Regions from separate parts of the Mus musculus genome. Here region 2 is linked to region 1. A link is a loop called in an ENCODE intact Hi-C map of the cell type or tissue named here. Cell type or tissue: left cerebral cortex. All regions are shown on one strand. Region 1 overlaps Cfap298 (cilia and flagella associate protien 298). Region 2 overlaps Urb1 (URB1 ribosome biogenesis 1 homolog (S. cerevisiae)).

Region 1 (5,000 bases):
ATTTTGGTTTTCTCATTTTTCCCCACATAGTCAGAAAGCTTCTTTGTTCTTCTCAGCTCCTTGGCGGCCCACCACAGCTGTGCCTCCGACTCCTGGATGACTTCGAGGGCTGCCTGTGGTCAGTTATACAACACAGGAAGGGGCTTGAGGGGAAAGCCATGCTCGTCCTACCCCAGCACCCGGAGCCTGGCTGCAGGCCCTTCACCCTGCTCTCCCCACCCTGCCCCACATACCTGAGTTCCTGACAAATCTTCTTTATTTTCAAATTCCATCCGGATAGGATCGTATGGTGGCAGCCCCATGGGATAAACGATCATGACCGCACCTCGAAGCTGGTCCAAGGCATCTTTCACCATCTCCATGGTAACAAAGACTCCAGCTTCTACTTGTTTCTGAAAGTGCATTGGGCGCCACTATTGAGTCAATATCCTCCTGGCAGGTTACCCCATGAGGACCTTGGCGGCCCTGCCAGCACAGCCACAGAAGGAACCAAAGAGCTGCTGCTTTCAGGGTGACTACCGTCCACTTCAGAACTGAGCTGAGGACACTGTGGCCCGGGCCAGACTGTGAGTGGCACCAGAGAGCCTGCAGTACTCAAGGCTGGGAGGAGGCAGTGAAGAGGCAGAGAGAGGCAGCTTCAGGGCAGGTGCAGCCCTGGGCAGCAGGTGGGAGAGGAAGGGGCAGCCAGAGCCTCAGTGTCAGGCAAAGGGGTGACAATGTCCTAGGTAGAGAGAATATACTGGAGCTTGTCTCGCAATGAGCACGCTGTGGACTGAGTTGGAGAGGCATCAGCCAGAGGCTCTCAAGAGAACAGAGAGGGGTACATGTAAAGAATAGAGCTAAGGTTGGTCCCTGGTTCCTAGGACCCGGCAGAAGCCCTTTGGATCACTGGTGCTGGGGATGTGCTTTGTGACTTTGTATGTGTACACAGCGCTTTGCCCACATGCATGTGTGTGCACCACGTGTGTGCTTGGTGCTTATAAAGGAGGTCACTAATCCTCTGGAGTTGGCGCTGGAGACGACTGTGAGCAGCCACGGGGGTGCTCTGAGCAGCAAGTGCATTTAACCACAGCCACCTCTCCAGCCCCAGCAATCTGCTGAGACACATCTTCCTATGTACTGCAGGCTGCCTGGGTTCTCACCCGAGCATCCGAGCATCCGTAACACCGGCTTCCCCTGTTGCCTATAAGAAGCTCCTTTGCATTCTACCTGAGTTTGCGTCAACAGCTTAGGTCACGGTGGTCACTGCAAACAGCCCCTGCCTAGCAATGCTGGGGGACCTGAACTGAATGCAGGAGTCACATGGGGTCCCTGCTAGCTGGGTCCCGGGGTTAGACCTGAACTGACCTCCTGCTGATACTGAGGAGACTTTAATCAACTGGGGGTGAGGTGTGGCAATGAGAGGAGGCATGCCAGGAGGATGGCAGGGAACCAACCGCAGACACACGGATGACACAGGGAAGGGAGCTCTGAGGGTGACCCAGGATGATAGTCTCTGGACTGTGTACTGACACTGGTTCGGTGGACAGGAACCTACAGGGGATGCCTATTCTGAAGTACAGAACGCACAGCGGGGGTGAAGGGCGTGGTCTGAGGGTAAGGACCCTGCTAGGACACAGCCTCTGAGGCCATGGCTGCCGCTCTCCTCAGGAGCTCTGCTCAAATGTGTCTTGTAAGCAAAGGCTCTGGTGAGACTCCAGACGCTTCCCACTCACCTCAGCTTTCCAGGAGCTCCTCAAAGACCGGGCAAGGGGCATGGGGGTGGGGGAGGCATGCCTGTAATCTCAGGGAGCTGAGGCAGGAGGACCGCCATGAGTTCAAGGTCTGTTTGGGTTACATAGCTGAGTATTAGGCTGGCTAAAGCTACATAGGAAGAGTCTCAAATATAATAAATTGAAAAAGTAGATTAGCTAAGAGCTTAGGGAATATTTAGGAGTACATTTTGTGGGGCAAGTCTAGAAGCGTGGGAGGGCTGAGTTATGCCAAGACACGCTCACATGGGTGGCAATGACTGTCACCCCACAGATAAACGTGACAAGTGAAAATATCAAAGATATATTTGCACCTGCATGTATGCATGTGTGTGGTGTGGTGTGTGTGTGTGTGTGTGTGTGTGTGTGTATGTGTGTGCTATAGCACATGCTGGGGCACGGTGGGGGTAAGAGGACAATTTGTGGGAGTTGGTTCTCTTACGACCAGGAGGGTCCTGAAATCACCCCAGGTCTTCTGAACTCAGGCTATCAGGCATGGCAGCCAGTGCCTTTATCTACCCAGCTGGCTCTCCAGTCCCCAGGTGCTTCAATATCCCTGAATTCTCTTCATCCAGGGAACATCATCTGCCCTTCAATGCTATTTTCCTTCTGTGAGACAGCTTCTATATAAATGCTGGAGGTGATTACCGCTGCTTTGTAGTAAACGTCTCTGTCAGCCCTGTATCTATAGCTCCATTAGAACTTCCCCAGCTTAGCTTTCTAAGTTCTTCCAAACATAAGAGACTCAGTTCAGGTCAGGTCGCAAACTGCACACAGCCCACATTCACACAAGACAATAGAAACCTTTGTTTGCTCAACAGAACCTGGCAGGACTGGGTAACTGTCATCACCGTTATGCTTATTTGCTTTGCTACTGGAAGGCAGAGAAAGGAAAGAAAAAAGCAGATGCAGAGGCAACAGAAAGGCAGGGAAGAGAGGAGCAGGCAGGGCCTGATGCCGCCAGCTCACGGCTAACTGCAGCTAATCCTCAGGATCGGCCACGTCACAGACAGAAGCTGACAGAAGCGCATCCTACGGAGAAGCTGACCTTAGACACTATCGCCTTGGCTTCTTCTACCGTCTTCTTTAAAACCTGCTTCATTTTCTCATTTGGAGCTATAAAGATAGAAAAGGACAGTGGTCAAACACACAGCCTCTCTAAAAACTCCGGATGTCCTCAAACCGGACTGCCTGAGCCTGGGAGATCGAGACATGGGTGTTCCAGTCTGGATTTGACACAGGGACATAAAGAGAAGTGGGAACCCAGGCAGAGATCCCACCGCAAGGGGCGAGGTCTGCAGTGTCTTCTACACTGTTTGGCACAGGCTACAAAACCAGGCCAGGGAAGTCACTGGGCAAACAGGGCCAGCAAGCCAAGCAGATGCTAAAAGAATTTTAGGCCTCTCAAGCTACAAAGCTGCGGCTCATCTCTCTCAGTGTCTCAAAAGCAGACACGGGCAGTTAGTGATTGGCTGGCTGCATGCCAGTAAAACTTTACAAGTGCATACATAAATTTTTCTTATATGTATGCATGCATGTTTGTATGTTTGTTTGAGTTAGGATTGCCCTCGTACCCAGGCTGTCCCAATTCTCTCGTCCTAAACTCCTGAGTGCTAGGAGTCTGTGTGTGTCCTCTGGACTCACGAGACTTTACTTCATCTGACGACTGTCCACACGTGGCACAGAGCACCAAGTCAACTTCCAAGTTTAAACTAAGCTTAAAACTAAGTACAGTGGAGACAGAGTCTCCACATCTAGGGAGAATGGTACAGCACCCACCCATTTCCGACCTACAGAGGCGGCAAATTTAAATGGCCTGTTTACCCGACAAATGGGGCACTTCAGTAGGAGGGAGCAGACAGAGCAGGGTCCTCCCCTTGGCTCATCCTGGTTTTAGCACAGGCGTTTCAGAGTGCAATCAAGTCTTCAGAGAAATGATGAAATTGCATTAGTGAATGTGGGTGAGCATGTGTGTGGCAGCATGCACGTGTGAACTGTGGGGAGTTAGCTTTCTCCATCCACCTGCAGAGCCGTCCTGCTGGCCCACATCTCTTAACCTAAAGCACTGCCTTCAGGTCTGATGTGATGCACGGGAGCAAAGGCAGAAGAGAGAGAGAGCCGGTTACCTTGCCCGTTCCTCCGCCCGATCTCGTCCTTCGTAAAAACAGACCCTCCACTGGGCACACACTTCTCCCCCCACTCGTCCTTCAGTTTCAGCTCTTCGATCTGCTCATCAGTCAGCCCTTGCATATTAGGGGGCAGAAAGACACCGTGTTCCGCCAGCTCCTCCATCTCTGAAAAACAAGTCGAGGGCAGAGCCTTCAGCTGTGATCACTAACTACAAGTGTACACTCCTGGCTCAGGCCTGGCCACTCTAGCTCACGATTTTAACACTCATATACCAGGAGCCATGTGCCAGGGCTTCCCTAATCCCGGACAAAGCTACCAACTCCTCAGTCAGTCAGTGCAGCAGTGAGCTTCGACTCCTCTGTGTCCATGCTCTAAACCACTGTGCTCAGGAGTTACCAGGTCAGCGCTCAAGACCAAGCCGGTTCACACAGCTTTACCATTTCCCAAAGAAAGTCTCGGAGAGCCCCATTTAATGTAACCTTGTGAAGGGTGTAAGACAATTGGGTAAACGTCCATCTTCCTAATGTCCAACTCTGATCTGAGGCTAATATTTCTAATATTTTATGAGCCCCTTACACGGAGGCTCCCTTGGTAAAGTGCTTGCTCTGTAAGGTGAGGGGCTGAATCGCAGAGCCCGTGTAAAAGGGCCAGTGTGGTGCAGTGCACTGAGAGTAGGGGTATCTAGGGGAAGGTAGAGGCCTGGGGACCCCTGGGGATTGGCTGCTGGCCAGCCTGCTCTAAAAACCCAAGGTCACACAACACCCGTTACACGGGCCTCACACATAGATCCCCTCCCTGCTCTGGCACAGAGGCACCCACCCACAAACGTACTCACAAAACTTTATAATGACACTTCATAAAAATCACTGGGAAGGATTTAGGCAACTGTGCAGGTTGTTTTTTGTCAACCTGGCACAAACCTACATATAGCCAGGGAGAGGGAACCTCAATTGAGAAACCGTCTCCCTCAGATGCCTATAGGCTAGTTGTAGGGCATATGTTTGAGTCATGACTACTGAGCACACGTCAGGCGTCGCCACTGGATGGGCAGATGGTCTGGGGTGACAAAGAATGAACAAAACCTGAGGAACAAGCCAGTAGGGGTTTCCTTTCAGCTTC
Region 2 (5,000 bases), 130 kb before region 1:
GGTTTGTAAAGAAAGTATCATTTGCAATTTACAGTCCAAACTGCTGCAGCTGAGGTCATATGACAGCTTTTCCCTTATAGTCGCAAAGCGGCCAGGCTGCTTGAGTTCCCGCTCTTCTTTAACCTTCCAGCCCCAAACTAACTCCCCACCAATGCCAAGTTTAAGCCTAAGTAGCTCTTGTCCAAACTACCTCACTGTAAGTTCAGCTCTGAAGCCCCCTGGGGGCCGGGGAGTGAGGACAGGCCTTTACTCATCCTCAAAGACAACAAGACACACAAGACAGCAAACACGTACCTTTGTTTTCAGTGTGGACAATAAAATGTTGATGGTAGAAATCTTATCCTCCTTTATACCTGAGCTAAAGATGCAGGGGATAAATTCTGAAAAATGAATGTTGCAAAGAATTAAATAAACGCATGGAACTTTGAAATGTAGAGCAAATAATGCCACACCTGATTTCTGTGCCAGGTTCACAGTTTCAACAGTAAACTGGTTCCGTGGCACAGGGACTCAAGGACATCTCAAGGTAAAACAATCACAGAACTTTCAGGAAGGGTGGTAGTTGCCCAGCCCCATTTAGCGTTTCCTTGCATGAAGTAACAGTCACCTGGTGCTATTTGGTGGGGGGTGGGGGTGGGGTGGGGGGGGGTAACCGAGCATGGTAGCAACCCTGGAAATCTTTTCCACCTAATGAGCTCAGGGGTGCTTGGGATGTCCTGGGCTCTGAGCTGCTTCACAGCGCAGAGGGGGTAGTCTGTTTGCCCTTCTCTCTACCTACAAGACAGCTGCAGACCCAACAATCTGTCTCACTGGCTACACACAAGCCTAAAGAACACACACAATCCTACAAAGAGAACTCATTCTTTTTTTTTTGTTTTTAAAGTCAAAGCACAAATTTCAAGTTAACCATAATCCTCTACTCAGCAGCAAACACGGTGCCATCCGAGTTGGCTTGGTTCTGCCGGGTCCAGCTGCTCTGCCTGATGGTCCTGCTGCTTTTCTCTACTCACCCCCGTCCCTGCAACACTGACCTCAGTGGGTATGGGGACACCTAGTGCTCCGTCTGCTCACCCCATCCCCTGCTAACGGTTAGCTGGAGAGCGATGGATGCTGGCACTCAGCCTGCTTTCTCACTATCATTGAGGCCCATGGGATGGTAATGTTTACATTCGTCTCTCTGCTTCCTGACCATGGCTTCAATGTCACCAGCTACTTCACACTCTTGCCATCATGCCTTCCCTGCCATGAAAGACTGTTCCCTAAACTAACACAAGCCCAGATAAACCTCTCCATCCTTCAGTTGCTTGTCAGGTACTTTGTTACAGCAAAAAGAAAAGTCACTAATGTAGACCTTAAGCAAATGCAATCTCTCTCCTCCCCTCACGCTCTGACCAACAGCAACAGAGCCACCACACGGCCCAGGCTGACCACAGACAGTCTCACTTTTACTCAGACCCTCACCCGTAGCACGAAGCTCAGTTCCCCTGCCCTGGCTGAGGCAGAAGGGTTGGTCACCAACCACTTAGGCTATAGCACATGGGGACTCTCCCAAGGACTTAGCCCAGTGCTCTTCTAGGACATAAGGGTAAGATTCTGGAACTCTGAGCGACTGCTATATGCTACCACAGGACAGTCATTACTATCTTTCTGAAGCTCTTAATAAAACACTAATGTTCCTAATAACTGGCAAGCCTTGCTCCAAGGAGGCAGTCACCAGAGGTGGTCAAAGTGAAGCTCCCTTACATTCTGTAATATTCTAATAACATGGAGTACAGCCATAATAGCAATCAATTTATCTGTCTATGTTAGTTATTATGGTGCAGAAATCAAACTCCTTGTATATGTTAAGTAGGCGCTATACAACTGAGCTATATCCCAAACCCTTATACTTTTTTTTTTTTTTTAATTATTGCAATTACTGGGTCTGGAGAGACGGCTCAGTGGTTAAGAGCAATAGCTGCTCTTCCAGAGAACCCAGGTTTGATTCCCAGAACCTACATTAATAGATCAAAACTGTTTCTAACTGCAGTCCCAGGAGATGTGATGCCCGCCTCTGTCCTCTGCAGGGGCCACAAGCATGTAGTCTATAAACATACACACAGGGGAAACAACAGACACATAAAAAATAAATAAGTAAAAATGTTAAAAAATATAAATACTAAGAAAAATCGGAGCTATGAATCTGCGTGTCCTTTGGAACAAAAGCCATGAAGCCTCCTGTTTGCGTCTCAAGGTTGTGCTGGCATCCCAGATGGCCTCAAGGGAACACCAACCAGTGCTGTCAACACACAACTGCTCAAAGGCATCGTCCGAGCACTGTAGCACGCACTGCAGCTACAGAGGCTGCAGCCTCTTTTGGAAGAAACCCTTGCGGTAGGTTCCCTGAACCTCACACGTCCCCAAGGGACAGGGCACTCCCACCTTTTATCTCCAGGACTTGTCCAATGGTGTTGTCATCACCCGCAATTAGGAAGGAAAGGGCAAACTGGATGTAGGCCAGCCGGACGTCATGCACTCCCTGTAGGACAAAGGAGACTCACATGTCACATGCTGCCATTACAGAGAAGAACACAGAAGGCACGTACGCCTAAGTTTCTTTAGTTCACTCTAGGATAGGGACAAACATCCTTTGCCTGCTGGGATCAATCCCCTTTGCTTGCTAATGAAAACAATTATTTGTGTTTTAGGAAAGCCAGAGATAATGGAGACATGGTGCTGCTTCTGATGAGAGGCCAATGTGGTGAGATCTGGTTATTAGAAATTGTAAATCAGTTATTAACACTGAAAAGCAAAGGACAGATGATGCTTCATGTTACGAACACACGGGCATCTGGGATACAGCTCACAGGCATTGCTATGACCCAGGGAGGCAGGCACAAAAGCCATAACAAGCACCCAACACTTGTGGAGAAGCCATGGGCCATCTCATCAGCTTTCCCTCCCAATGTTAAGGTATATTCATGTCTCAGCACAAGGGAGTGAAGGCACAGGTCGCCTCAGCTGCTCCAGCACGGGAACATGTATTTAGAGCCTCCACCACTCAGACAGAAAACCTTTCCAATTCCCAGTTACTCCAACAATTGGAATGCATTGCAAGAATCAAGTTAATATGAGAGAAAGTATGTTCTTGAACACCTGGCAAGACCAAGGACTCAGCATCCCTGCCGTCCAGATCACCCTGGCCCGCTCAGGAGTTAATAGAAGAGGTGGCAGCAGTCACTGTGAACGCGTGAGGACAATGGCGGTGTGTAATGAGCACCTGCTTCATGCATGCCAGGCTCAATGACAAACTGAATCCCTGACACCTCCTTCAGCTCTCAACAGCCCATGGGAGCACTCACACTTTACAAATGAGTTGGAAAAAGACTCATTATCACCACCACCATCACCACCAACCTTCTTCTTCTCTCAAGTCAAGACTGCAGAGGCAGTCTGGGCCCGGAATCCCTAGTGCCCAGTTCTGTCACTTTAGATTTTTCTAGAGTATGAGTACAAGAATAAACTTGACAAAATCTTCCTGTAAGATCTTCCAATAAAGAATTTCTAAATGAAAAAAAAATGGCTACCATATACTAGTTCCCATCCTAGATCACAACCAACCTCCAATCTCAAGTCCTATACTGCAGAGACTAGACTGACCAATCTCAGAGCCAAGGCACCCACCCTCCTTAGGCTAGGCACTGCCACAGGCTTCCAGCCTACCCTTCAAAGGCATCCCACTCCCACTGAAGACAGCCTGTGCCGACTCCTCGTTCCCACCCTACGACCTCACAGGGACATCATCCCAGAAAGGAAACGTTCTGAACTTCTCTAGACTTGTTCTGAAAAATACTTTCTAAAATAGGCTGAAACATTTGGCAAAGCTGCTCTTTGGCACAAGATTTTAACAATGCTTTCTTTGGCTGAGTAAACAGAGACATGATCTACTTTCTTCAAAAACATTAAAATATACCTTACAAAACAGAAAGGACTCTCCATCTCCAACAACTTCAGAGTATTGGGATGGGGAGCCTCAAATGCTTGAGATACTTAAAGACACCCGACAAACCTATTAGGCAAATACAACAAAAATATGGTCCTTGTTTAGACCCAGATTTGAACCAAAAAGTATAAAAATGTTTTTGAGACTGGAAGATCCAAAGACCAAACTGGCTGTTCATGGTGAGAAATTATTAATGGTGACCGTCCCATAATACCATTGTGGTTTTGTTTTTAAAGACATTATTCTGCTAAGAGTGCATGCTGAAATATTTATACTGAAATATTATTCTCTTTTGAGATTTGCTATAAAAGTCAACTGGAAAGGTGGACTGTAAAGTGGGTGAAGGTGGCTGACACTGGCTAAAGCTGGAACTCGAGGTTCCGTGTGCTGCTCTATTTTTAACGCCTCTGGCTTTTGAAAAAGCTTAATGTCTGGCTGTCACTGACCACAATATACCTAAAGGAGCTTATGCAGATCACACAAGGCAAGTACAAGCACTTGCAATGGGACAGAGCCTTCCACTTTGCAGAGTTCAGGGATAAAACAGTGCCCCCTGGAGCCTGGCTGAGCAGCTGCTGTAGCCAGGGTATGGGAGGAAGAGCCCTAGCTGGGCTTTCCACATTGTCCTGGCTATCTGGGTGGCCTGAATACACCTTACTCATTCAGCTTGGATCACTCTTTTCATTATAAGTGCATTTCATGTCCAAAGCCTTACCCACTGATGGGAATATGTTGACATGTTAATAAAGTCTAAGGGACACTGAGACCTGGACTTTCTTCCCTCAGACACGGCCTTATTTAAAATTCTATAAACCCTTAACACCAGGCTAGACTCGAAACCATAAAAGTTTCAGCATTATTATGAACCCATCAGACTACTTTCTAGCAGTTAAGAAATCTAATTGCCAGGCATACTAGGACAAGGAACTAGCATATTGTCTGTTTTTAACAGAGGACATGCACAGCAACACAGTCGTCCACCTCAGCCAGGGCATAGTATGTGTTCACTGTGCTCTAT

The links. A loop is a pair of places that touch in the nucleus more often than their neighbours do. Peaks named below come from ENCODE experiments on the same cell type or tissue, not always from the same donor. Only the 100,000 strongest peaks of a DNase experiment are listed, where the experiment ranks them.
Region 2: it touches region 1 in a loop (2.5-fold over the local background); 3 of 42 quality-filtered maps call a loop at or near these places.

What each region holds. Positions count from the first base shown.
Region 1 is chr16:90,927,117-90,932,116 of GRCm38, forward strand. It overlaps Cfap298 (cilia and flagella associate protien 298), which reads right to left. Exons shown (of 7, transcript NM_026502.2): 2 at 3,878-4,045; 3 at 2,800-2,867; 4 at 234-392; 5 at 1-113. Among named protein-coding and RNA genes, the nearest start is that of Cfap298, 5.2 kb to the right of the region's middle. In left cerebral cortex, no CTCF peak of the experiment used is centred here; DNase peaks (open chromatin) are centred at 1,427, 1,721 and 1,951.
Region 2 is chr16:90,797,599-90,802,598 of GRCm38, forward strand. It overlaps Urb1 (URB1 ribosome biogenesis 1 homolog (S. cerevisiae)), which reads right to left. Exons shown (of 39, transcript NM_029497.1): 5 at 2,422-2,518; 6 at 295-380. Among named protein-coding and RNA genes, the nearest start is that of Urb1, 10 kb to the right of the region's middle. In left cerebral cortex, a CTCF peak has its summit at 4,545 (motif pointing left); DNase peaks (open chromatin) are centred at 2,467, 3,310, 3,815 and 4,529; H3K27ac peaks cover 375 bases.